3 separate regions of the Homo sapiens genome follow, and regions 1 and 3 are each linked to region 2. Evidence: chromatin contacts called from ENCODE Hi-C or POLR2A ChIA-PET data. All regions are on one chromosome and are shown on one strand. The core of a region is the stretch at or near the end of the contact, and the rest is flanking DNA. Distances in the headings are between cores, read along the strand shown.

Region 1 (3,588 bases), core at 113-2,612, 750 kb after region 2:
AAAATGGGGTGACATGGGGAGGCCGAGGTGGGCGGATCACGAGGTCAGGAGATCGAGACCATCCTGGCTAACACGGTGAAACCCCGTCTCTACTAAAAATACAAAAAAAAAAATTAGCCGGGTGTGGTGGTGGGCGCCTGTAGTGTCAGCTACTTGGGAGGCTGAAGCAGGAGAATGGCGTGAACCCGGCAGGTGGAGCTTGCAGTGAGTAGAGATCGCACCACTGCACTCCAGCCTGGTGACAGAGCAAGACTCCATCAAAAAAAAGAAAAGAAAATGGGGTGAATGAAAGCAGAGTTCTAGTGGGCCATTTTACCTAAGAACAGGTATTCCTTTTTTCTTTAACTCCCAAGACTGTCAGCAAATATATACTCAATGCAGGCAAGCAGAGAAATTTTGGTGTGACATATGGCACAAATACCAGTTTTCAAATGACACCCACAAAAAGTCACTAAGGAAGTAGAATCTGCCTACTGAAAGAATGAGGAAGATTCTGGGTCATTTGTAGAAAAACATTGACTGGATGTCTGTCAGTCTTATGATGAATCATAACTGAAGGGCAGACAGCTAGATGTCTTGGCATTTGGGGGTTTATGTAGAGACCCAAGACCTGAGTCCATTCCCCAGAATCCGGAGGAGGCAGGACTGATTCTGCTCAGTAAGGAGCTGATATTTTCATCTGTTTTCCATGTTGGAATAGGCTTTTCTGGAAAGAGCTAGGTGGACGGGAAATGGGATCAACAAGAACCTCAGATACTGCCTCAACCTAGAACTTGCATTAGTTGGTTTCCCTGTAGCTTTGCAAGTATGCAGGAGAGTAAAGAGTGTCATTAATATTCATCAACAGATCTCTACAGAGAAAAAAACAACAAACTATTTCTTGGTCTCTGGTTCTTTAAAGTATAGATAATCATAACGTTTCATGTAAAAATTGTTGCATTTCATAAAGTAATAGGTGTTTAAACAGAACAATAATAATTGAGCACTAGTGCACATATTCTCCCCCAACCCTGTCTCTCTGCCACTCCAACTTCAATACCCACTTGAACACCCACACCCCTCTAGTTTTTATTTCTGTAGAAGGAAATAATCTGAGAATGATGACTTTCATTTATTGAGTTCCTACTATGTGCCAGGTGGTGTTTAATTTCATAACAACTTTGCAACGTATGTACTCTCTCTGTTTTATAAATGAGTCTCCAAAAAGTGAGTAACTTGTCCAAGCTGTAACAGCTGATGAGCTATGAAACTAGAATGTAAAACAAAATTTGTCTGGTGATAGCCCCACCCATTTACCACATTATCACATGAATGGTATGCATGAAAGATTACACAAAGTTCATCTCATTTACCTATTGAGTCATGAGGAACTAGTCACCTGGTCTAAGCAGGTGCTCAGAGGCCACTGTTCTCCATTCCATAAGGATACACAATCACTCTTCCCATAGTTAAGACTCTTATGAAGGGCATAACCAAGTTTCTCCCTCCCATTAATAAAAACTTACTATTTTACTGCTGTCAGGCATAACTCTTTGTGCAATACAAATACTTAGCAATGTCTCTGCTTTGTGGTTCTAGCTGGGAGTGGTAATGGCAACATCTTAATTTGTTTCTCCCACCTTGCTTCTGACAAGGAACATGGTTGGGTCACGAATCATGATTTTAGCATTCACAAAGAACTATAATATCAGGAAATATGGAAGGTTGGGGTGGAGTGTGAAGGAGAAGAGGCTGCTGGACTGACCAGAGGTTTCCAGAAACAACACACTTGTCCAGGACTTGTAGCTGAAGAAGGTCATAACGAGTTGCCAACAGAAAACAAAGGACCTGTAGTCCCAGCCAAATCTCTGCTTACCTCTTACCAGCAGCTGTGGGTGCTTTTGCTAACATCTCACATCTGCAGTCTCATCCAGGGAAGTGTCCTTGGGCAACAGGAGCTGCCTAGCCCAGTAGTGTCAGGAGTTGGTGTCCTGACTCCTTCTGTTCCCACCTGGGGCAGCCCTGATCCAATGACTCACCAGCACAGGATTCATTTCTTCATCTTAAGATAGGGCAGGCTCTGTGGTACAGTTTACCCTCCAGAGGGTAAGGATGAAGAATAAAGATAGATTTCATCTGAAACCACATCTTTGCCTAGAGTTTTTTCCCCTTCTCTGTCCTATTTCTCTCACTTTCTTATAGATTTCTCTTGGAAGTACTCCCTGAATAGATCACGTGCATAAGAATTCCCATCTTGAACCCTGCTTCTAGGGAGTTTTTGGCCTAAAGAATTTTCAGAAGCCAGGTGACAAAACCAGAAGAGCAAAGATGCAAAGACTTAGAGCAGGGACCCAAGGGGAGAAGTGGAAGTGCTCTCTTGGTGAGTTTCTATGACAGGACTTCTCCAGTATCCTTATTGGTGGGCCATAGCCACATATATGGCTGAGGGTATGAAGGCAGGGAAGAGGTGACAAGGAAGAGGAAGAACAGGAAATTCAAGAATCTCTTTCAGAATTCTAAAATTCCTAGAAAACTACTCATTTCCTCAACTCTATAAGTTTTATGACATCTCTATTCTTTCCACAAAACATTCCACTTTGACCTTGACCCCTCTAGTAACTGAATTGGTGTCTTATAGGGCATAGTTCAATGTCATTTAAGTCTGGGCTTTAAACCCTACTAGCTTTTTCAGTCTTTTGGGAGGGGATAAGGAGGCATTGCTAGAGTAGACTGTTCCAAAAGTGTGGGGCCTCCTGCCTCAGCACAGTTCTTTTCTTCTCTTTTTCGCTTGGGCACAAAGGGAAGCACTTGACTATGGCAGCCACACAACACTGGGACGCTCAGACTCTGTAAAGAAGTGATGAACCTCAAAGTCTTTGGAAACAAATAGAGAAATTTTCTATCTTTATTCAACTTCCATATACTTAATGAGCATGGGGCAGAGGGACTCAAAGACAGACAAGACAGACTTGAGTTCTGCCTTCATGGAGTAGGCGGTCTGGTACAGACAAAGAAGTAAACAGACAGACGTAATCCAAAGGGGTATGTGTACCATCAGTGGCCATGTGTACCATGGGAACTCAGAGGAGTGGCAGTTCTACCAGATTTGAGGGACAGGGAAGCCGTCCCAAAATATGACACTGAAGCCAAGACCTGAGGATAAGTAGGAGCTACTTGGTGCAAAACACAAAACCAAACCAAAACAAACAACGACAACAAAAAGAAAACAAAACAGATGGAAACTTTTGCATCAAAAGGAGAGAACAGGCTGCCTGGAGATTGGGAAGCAAGAGAGTAGCTGGGGATTTCTCATAGCCAAAGGAAGTTGAAAATGATTAGAGTGCAGAGGCAGAGGTCAGGTTGTGGAGGTGCACAAATCATTTCGAAAGCCAAGTTAAGGAACTGGGGTTTTACCCTATGAGCAAGGGGTGGTTATTAATAAGTTATTAGAATGAGCAATACATATCACTATAAGAATTTTAGACAGATTACTGTTGCTTTTACATGGAGGATAAGATTAGAGGTACAAAAATAAGTTAGGAGTTTCTTACGGCAATTTAGAAAAGAGAGAGAGAGATAGTAGTGGCCTGGACTGGACTAGAAATAAAG
Region 2 (3,858 bases), core at 490-2,989:
GACATGCACTATCCCAGTATACACATAAAGAAACTGAAACTCAGAGAGATTAAGTGACTTGGCCAAGGTCATGCAATCCAGGGAAAGGCAAGTCTGGTTGACTCCATAACCCATGTTCTTAACTCCTACACATATTACCTTTCAAGATTGGTGATATGTATAGTGTCTAGGGGTGAGTGGAGGGTAGGGTGGGCTGGAAGAGAAAGGAAACATCCTGTCTTCTTATGTTTTAAAAGTCAAATCCTATTTAAAACAGGTGCCCATTTTTAGGATCATAATTTTTAGCCCTAACTTGTTCATGGCACAAGTGAGGGAGAGTATATGTTTAAAAAGTCAGGGCTGAAAAATTAAGCCTAAGCTTGCAAGCTTGTGAACACACATATAGTTCCATGAGCTCATGTGATTTCTTCAATCTGTTTAGTATACTCTAGAATCATGATTTTATTAATATATTAGTTTCCTGGGTTTGCTGCAACAAATTAACCACGAACTTGGTGGCGGAAGACAACAGAAGGTTGTTTGCTTACAGTTTTAGAGGCCAGAGTCAAATTGTCAGATGGGGTTGTGCTCTTTCCAAGGGCTCTAGGAATCTTTCCTGGCCTCTTCCAGCTTCCGGTGATTCCTGGAGGTCCTTGGCTTATAGCAGCATCACTCCAATCTCTGCTTCTGTCTTCACATGGCCTTCTTCTCAGTGTGTTTCTGTGTTAATTTCTCCCTCTCTTATCCTATAAGGACAGGCCATTGGATTTAGAGTCCACCCTAGTCAAGGATGATCTCATCTTCAGATGCTTACCCAAATCACATATGTGAAGACCTTTGTTCCAAATAAGGGACACGTTCTGAGGCTCTGGACGGACATACCTTTTGGAGGCCACCATTCAACTCACTAGAATAGGTTTACAGTGCTAGGCAATGCACAGTGCCTCTGTCTCTATAATTGTGTGATGCTCTACCTGCCGCTAGCTCTTTCACACATGATGTATAAGGATGAATGAGAGGCCCTGGGAGGCTGTGAGTGTCTGGAAGCCAACACAGTCAGATGGCGTTAAGCTGCCTTGATTCCTTCAGCAGTAGCCGTCTGTCAGTAAATAAAAGTCCAGACGCTTTGCAGAGCTAATGTGTCTTGAAGTACTCACACTCTTTGAGAGAAACTTGAGAAATGGGAAAATTGGGCTCAATATGTGTGAAAGAACTGTATCCTCTTCAGGGGAAAGCCAGTCTATACGTTTCAGAGAGCATTATTATTATACAGAGACACAAACACACAGAAACTAAGTGAAAAATCATATCTGCTAATATGCTCATTCTGGGGACTTGCCCCATTTCCCAGGCAGTTTCACGAAAAACTTTCCCTCTGAACTACCTGAAAAGAATCAATACCCACTGGATGAGTCATCACAGCCCAGGCTTCTTCCACAAACACAGCTGGGGAGGGCTGCTTAATGCAGTGTCCATTAAGGTTAACGGGCACTTCCAATAGGGTTTTTTCACGTTTCCCTTGACCAAGTTCAACTCACACTTCATCCAGACAGGTGAGTACTAAAGACTCATGTTTCATGAGTCCAGCTGCCCTGGTCATTTTGATCAATTCAATTTTTGGTTTCCTGGGAAATGGCATGGATGCCTGACTGTTCAGTGTTTGTCTTCGGGCAATTCAACACATTCAGTTTAGTTCTGCAAATGTGTCATTGGAGACTGTTCAGTGTTGGGATGCTGTGTTTGCCAGGTGATTCTACCTCCTGGGACCACATCCAGTGGGAGCTGGCAAAGTAAACAACCAAAGGTACAAGGGGAAGTGCTTTCCTCCAAGACTGTGCAGAGCTCCATGGCAACCTGCATGGGCAACAATTAATTCTTTAACTTTTTTTTTCTTATTGCAAAAAATAATCAACATTTCTGGTAGAACATACAGATAGGAAAAAAGAGAAAAACCGGAACTACTTATAATCCCATAACACAGAAATAACACTTCTTCACATTTGGTCTGTATCTGCATCTGTATGCATCTTTGTATCTTGGCCTACATTTGTGCCTGTCCCTTTGTCTGTGTGTGTGTCTTTATCTGTAACTAGATCTATATTATGCTTATATTTATCACTATATTTAAATAACATTTAAACATTTCCCATATATGTACCTACACATTTTATTTTATAATCTACTTGTTTACTTAACAGATCATTGCAAACATATTTCCATGTTACATGCATTCTTCTTCAAAATTTTTAGTAGCTGTGTATTATTCTATTGTATGGACAGAAGTTAGTTATTTAACCAATCCTGTACTACTCTGAATTTAATAATTTTATAGATAAATTTGTACATAAACCCTAATTTTGTCCTTAGGAAAACCCCTAAAATTGAAGCCTCAGTGTCAAAGTTAGGTATGTGTATGGAGCTTTTGCCTCAAAGGAGCAAGAAAATTTGCCTGGGAGGGGTTGGGAAGGAGGGAACAGGAAAGCATGACTTTTGAGTTGGGGCTTCAAGAAGGAGCAGAGTGTGGTGGAGGGGAGAGGTGACAGTCTTGGAAGAAGAGAAAAGGGGCAGGCAGGGGACTGCGGGGTGTGTCCAGGGTGCAATCTCTGAGCTCCTGAGTTCTGGGGGTGCTGTTGGGGAGGGCCTGGAGGTGTGGCCTGAGGGTAGCGGAGGAGGAAGGGAAGGGGACACACACACTGCAGATGTATCCAAATCTTTAGGGTTTTATGTTTCAAAGTGCACATTCCTACTGCTTTCCTTCCAGGTTTGAGATTTTCGTCTCTGCCCTCTCCCTTTGAGAATCCCTGTATAATAAGAGGCATGACTGATAGGCAATGTTGCCCATAGGAATAGTGTGGAGGCAGGAAAAGAAGAATCATTGTTAGGAACAGGAGGGAGCCACTGAATGTTTGTGGGCAGAGAAGTGACAGATTCCATGGAATTCACTTAGATATGCTCTGGGCTTCTCAAACCATCCGTGGTGAAGGACCAGCTGTTTTCTGCCTTTTCTCATATATTACAGACTGATATTTTTAGAAACTATAATAAAAAATGAGTTACTAGAAAAATGTAATAAAAAGGTACAAAATGCAAGCACCAATTATTAATTATTAGTTTCAACAGACACAAAATAGCTTGTCAAATTGCTACAAAAGCTTCACATGCTTGTCTTAATCTCTGTTCTCTCCTCATTGCACACCTGTAATCAACAGTTTGCCAATGTCCCCACTCTACAAATGATAGCATGAGTGCAGCCTCTGCTCTGCAAAGATCTGATCTGAGGGAGAGAGGCTGATTAGGAGGCTGTATGCTGTATTTTAGAAGACAGAGAGCAGATCAGGGCCTGGTCTAAGGCAAGAGCAGGGGTAAGAAAAGGAGGGAAGACAAATGAATGAGTAAGACTTTTGGTCTTATTTCAGCCATTTTGTTTTATGCTTAAAAAATGCTTTTGATTAGTTTCTTTGTTTTCTGTCTGATGCTACAATTTTTTAGGGGTGGCTTTTATTTTCTGTAATCATTTGGAAGGTACACATTCTGTTTATTAGCACTACAAGTAGTTTTCATTAAGTTTTTCAAAAACGTATGGCACCTTTATTTCTCCAAACTTGATAGAGGAAAAAAAAAAAAGAAAAAGAACCATTGTCTTTTGACCTCCCATTCTCTAAAATGAGAAATGCTCTACATTTCAACTTTCTCCTACTCTCCATTTTTCATTCTTTACTCTTGTTAATATAATTTGGGGGTTATACCTAAATTCTTATTATTAAACTATTATTATATGGCTTATATGTCTCATTTCATGATCGCTTTTGATATATTATAACCATATTTATAATATTCATTTAGATATAGCTCTGTGTTTAACTGGGTTCTGTGTTTACT
Region 3 (3,865 bases), core at 85-2,584, 600 kb after region 2:
AAAGGCTGAGACAAGAGAAACGCTTGAACCTGGGAGGTGGAGGTTGCGGTGAGCCAAGATTGTGCCATGGCACTCTAGCCTGAATGACAGAGCAAGACTCCATCTCAAAAAAAAAAAAGAAATATGTAGTTCTGAGCTGAGAGAAAGAAGTCATATCTATCCCAATGGTTATATGAATAATATAACCAGAATTTCTGACTAAAAAAACAGGTTGTTTTTGTGGTTCTCCAAGTAGATTCCCCATTTTTGGCTGGTAGTTTTCTCTTCCAACAGCCAACCTTTCATCACCTCTTCTTCCAGACCTGAGATTGCCTCAAGAGAACAAAGCTCCTGGTCTCACTATGGGGTGCTGAGGAGGTGTCGGTTAAATGACTACTAAGCGGCAAATCCCTCTTCTTGATACAAGAAAGAGTTTCCAGATTTATTATATTAAAGATCATTTTATGATCTTTACATTTATCATGATCATTTTATAATCATGATACGTTTATATACCCACATAAACGTACACATACATGCAGAGAACACCCCTAGAAACTACATTTAATAATCGAAAGAGAGATGGTCTAAAGGAAAGGGAAATGGAACAGGTGTTTACATTTAGGAGACAGAGATACACTGACTGTGTGTACTATGAGAATACATTATGTAAAAAGGGGAAAAGAAAGAATAACTTCTTAAAAGGCTTGCTTACCATACAGCCACACAGACTTCCTGTGGCTTCTCACAGATGGAGGTGATGCTGCAGTTGCTCATGCAGGATTTCTGGTTGTCACAGGTGGAAAATCTCACATCACAAAATTTACACAGTTGTGGAAACTTGACTGCACCGTTGTTGTCAGTGACTATCATGTCGTTATTAACTGAGGAGAGAGAAAGATATATTAAATGATTATCCAACTGCCAGGCAGCCTGCCAATGAATTCCTGAAGATGTTATGCAATTTCAAATGAACTTGATGTCATGAGAATGAATCTGAAGAAAGGCAAAATAATTCCTTCACATCAGATTAGAATTATCTGGTGTATGCAATTTGTAATAAAATCCATTGTACCGTGGTGAGGGGTGGTGAGGGGTTGGGGTGGTTGAGTAGCCATTTGCTTTTGTCAATGGTTGTCATAAGGTCCACTTTCTACAAAAATCTTATCATTCAATAAAGAAACCTAGATGGGCCCACTGCATAGTACGGAGTGCTGGGCCCACAAATAAAAGTACCCTTAAGGAAATTATAGTTTAGCTGGTGAATAAGACAGGAAACAGACCAAGTCAGGGTGACCCAAAATAGAGGGCAGCACAGAGGATGTGGGAGCCAGGCGAGCATCACCGCTCAGCTGGGCAGGGAGGCTATAACCTCACAGAGTCATGAAGTGCCACACCAAAGGAGGAACCGTTGCTGGAGGCACAAGATTTTGCCGCCATTTTCCTGACCTACTCCTGAAAGAGCTATAAGGGTCTTCTTTTCAAGGGACTAGTTCTACTGATCTCTCTCTGTGTTTGAGGCAAATCAATTGATTAACTAACACTTACTGAGTGCCTCCTAGACACAATCCCAAGCATTGGTGAGGCATTGGAGTTATGATCGCAGCAAATAAAAGCTGAATCCACCTCAGGATCTGCCTTCTGTACCTCTCCCTTATCACCACCATCACCAATCTCCTGCCCCCTTCTGGGAAGAAGCCAAGTTCATTCCCTCCTCAGGCCTTTCACTTGCTATTACCTTTGTTTAGCTTCCTGTCACTTTTCTGATCTCTGATCAAATGCCACCTCTTCATCCTATAGCAACTCTGTTTTATTTATTGTCTGCACAAACTATCTGCATCGCATACTTGCTAATAATCTATCCACAAAAATGTAAGCTCCATGAAACTTTCTCCACCTCACTTACCTACTATATCTCCAGTGCCAGGAAGAGAACCTTTCACATAGCAGGCATACAAAAATGTTTATTGGATAAATGAGTGAACACAGGATGAATACAAGGAGTCCATGTTTGGCCCTTGATGCCATGTAGGATAGGATACAGAACTTCTTCACTCAGATTAGAGAGGAATGTGATTATAAATGTGATATTCATTCACATTTATTCAATAAAATATGGAAGACAGACTATTCTTTGCAAAATACAGGCTGCAAACTAGGGGCAGTTCAAATAAAGGTGTAACACCCCATTCCCCATTTTCTTCCTCAATGAGATGGTGATGATGTTTAAGACATGAGTTTGGACAGTCAGTGAAGTATGACAAGGCTACTAGGCACTCAACCAGCAAACATGAATTAATACTTACATGCTAGACTAAGAAACATTAAGCACTTAGACCGCATGGGGTGCTGGAACAGTTGCTGGGCCACAGAAAGTTGTGAGGTACTTTTCCAAGGCATAACCCTTAGAGAGGCCTAAGAAAAGCCTCATGTTCCCTCCGCTCTTGCCTAGAGAGGAACACTTTCAATGCCTTTCCACAGTCACTCTCTGTCCTGTGAATTTTAGGATTCTGTCATAGATACTTTGCCCTGCAACTGTCTTTGTAGCTTGGGCATAGCACCTGTTTCCTGGGTCTCTAAAAATATAAACGTATATAAATTTAAGATTTGCTTTCTTGTGGTAACAGTAAATATAGAAGAAAAAAATAAAGCCATTCATCCCTCTCGGGCCTCAAGTTCATTTCAGGAAGTTTATTTTTAGGTAACAAGCTATTTTGAAATTCTCAGTGTCTCCCAGACCAAGAGCTCTATGCTTAGCTAAAAATATAGGCAGAAATACTCTCTGAACTGTGTGAAATTTGGGAGAAACACAACAATTAATATGTATTTTTTTCTAACATGGTTATACTTGGATCAATTTTTGAAACAACTAATAACACTTTAGGTTTCTTTAACATTGTTTAAAGCAAAAAAAAAGTGAAACCACGTTTTGTTTATTTCATACATACGTATTTTTTGTATAGAGTATGTTTTGGACAAGCATCTATTTGCTGATTAGGAAGGTTTGTTGTTTGTAAATATAAAACCAAATTTCCATTACTTGAAATTCAGTCTTCCAACATCTTAGGATTTTAGCTTAGATTGGTGGTTATCAACTTGGAGAGCATGTTGAAATCCATCACCTGAGGAAATTTAAAAAATACTGAAGGGGTCCCACTCCCAGATAGTCTGATTTAATTTTTCTGGAAGGTAACTGAGGCATCAGGATTTTTAGAAGCTGCCCAGATGATTCTAATGTGGAACCAAGGTTGAGAACCCAGACCTATAGTTAGTTGGAAAAAACACAATAAACAGAAAACAAAACAGCAACCCCCCCACTCCCACCCCACCACCACAAACACATATACAACTTATGCTGCTGAGGGGACAGCACCTGGATATAGCTGGAATTAGTTCCCTTGTGAAAAACATGCACCTAAGGAGAGGTGATTAGCTCTTTCACACCTCAGATAGAAATTCTTCTCCGTGCTGGCCAGTCCTTTTCTAGCAAAACCTTAGAAACGTGAGAATAGTGACAGGAGTGAGCAGCGATAGATAAGACAGAAATGAAAACAGATGAGATGGGTGCTGGGAGCAGTGGTGGCCACAGATGTATTGACAAATGCAAGTGGTTTAAGTCCGATGCTTGCAGAACACAATCAACAGGGAAAAGAAAAAAGGACCATTAGAAGAAAGAAAGGGAGAGAAAGGGAAGAAGGATGTAGGGAGAGAGAGAGGAAGGAAGGGAGGAAGGGAAACAAGGAGGGAGGGGGAGGAGAGAGAAAGAGAGAGAAGGTCCACCAATTTGCACAGCTCCAGGAGCACCACTGTAACGGGGCCCCTGGCGAGATATAATACATGTTACTTGATGGGTAGACCCAACAAGAGAAAGCCTTTCCATTGAATG

What was found. Hi-C counts contacts between places; a loop is a spot of excess contacts on that map. ChIA-PET counts read pairs that join two places held with the same protein, here RNA polymerase II (POLR2A). Pooled maps may share reads with other maps.
Region 1: a map with no recorded cell type shows a loop between it and region 2 (15-fold over the local background). The contact joins two enhancer-like sites. A Hi-C loop is called at or near these places in 2 of 37 single-sample maps with no recorded cell type and 5 of 50 pooled maps.
Region 3: a loop to region 2 is called in a map with no recorded cell type, with 3 times the contacts of the local background. The contact joins two enhancer-like sites. A Hi-C loop is called at or near these places in 6 of 37 single-sample maps with no recorded cell type and 7 of 50 pooled maps. POLR2A ChIA-PET finds 5 or more read pairs at or near these places in 3 of 52 experiments (activated CD4-positive, alpha-beta T cell and activated T-cell).

The regions. Positions count from the first base shown.
Region 1 is chr3:30,500,610-30,504,197 of GRCh38, reverse strand. No RefSeq gene overlaps it. Among named protein-coding and RNA genes, the nearest start is that of LINC01985, 16 kb to the left of the region's middle. RefSeq lists an enhancer at 3,279-3,328. Within about 2 kb of position 1,362, at least 2 of the 41 ENCODE cell types and tissues checked have a DNase peak (open chromatin) inside an H3K27ac peak, as active enhancers do.
Region 2 is chr3:31,245,917-31,249,774 of GRCh38, reverse strand. No RefSeq gene overlaps it. Among named protein-coding and RNA genes, the nearest start is that of MIR466, 86 kb to the right of the region's middle. Within about 2 kb of position 1,739, at least 2 of the 41 ENCODE cell types and tissues checked have a DNase peak (open chromatin) inside an H3K27ac peak, as active enhancers do.
Region 3 is chr3:30,641,745-30,645,609 of GRCh38, reverse strand. TGFBR2 (transforming growth factor beta receptor 2) reads right to left here. Exons shown (of 7, transcript NM_003242.6): 2 at 695-863. Among named protein-coding and RNA genes, the nearest start is that of TGFBR2, 37 kb to the right of the region's middle. Within about 2 kb of position 1,334, at least 20 of the 41 ENCODE cell types and tissues checked have a DNase peak (open chromatin) inside an H3K27ac peak, as active enhancers do.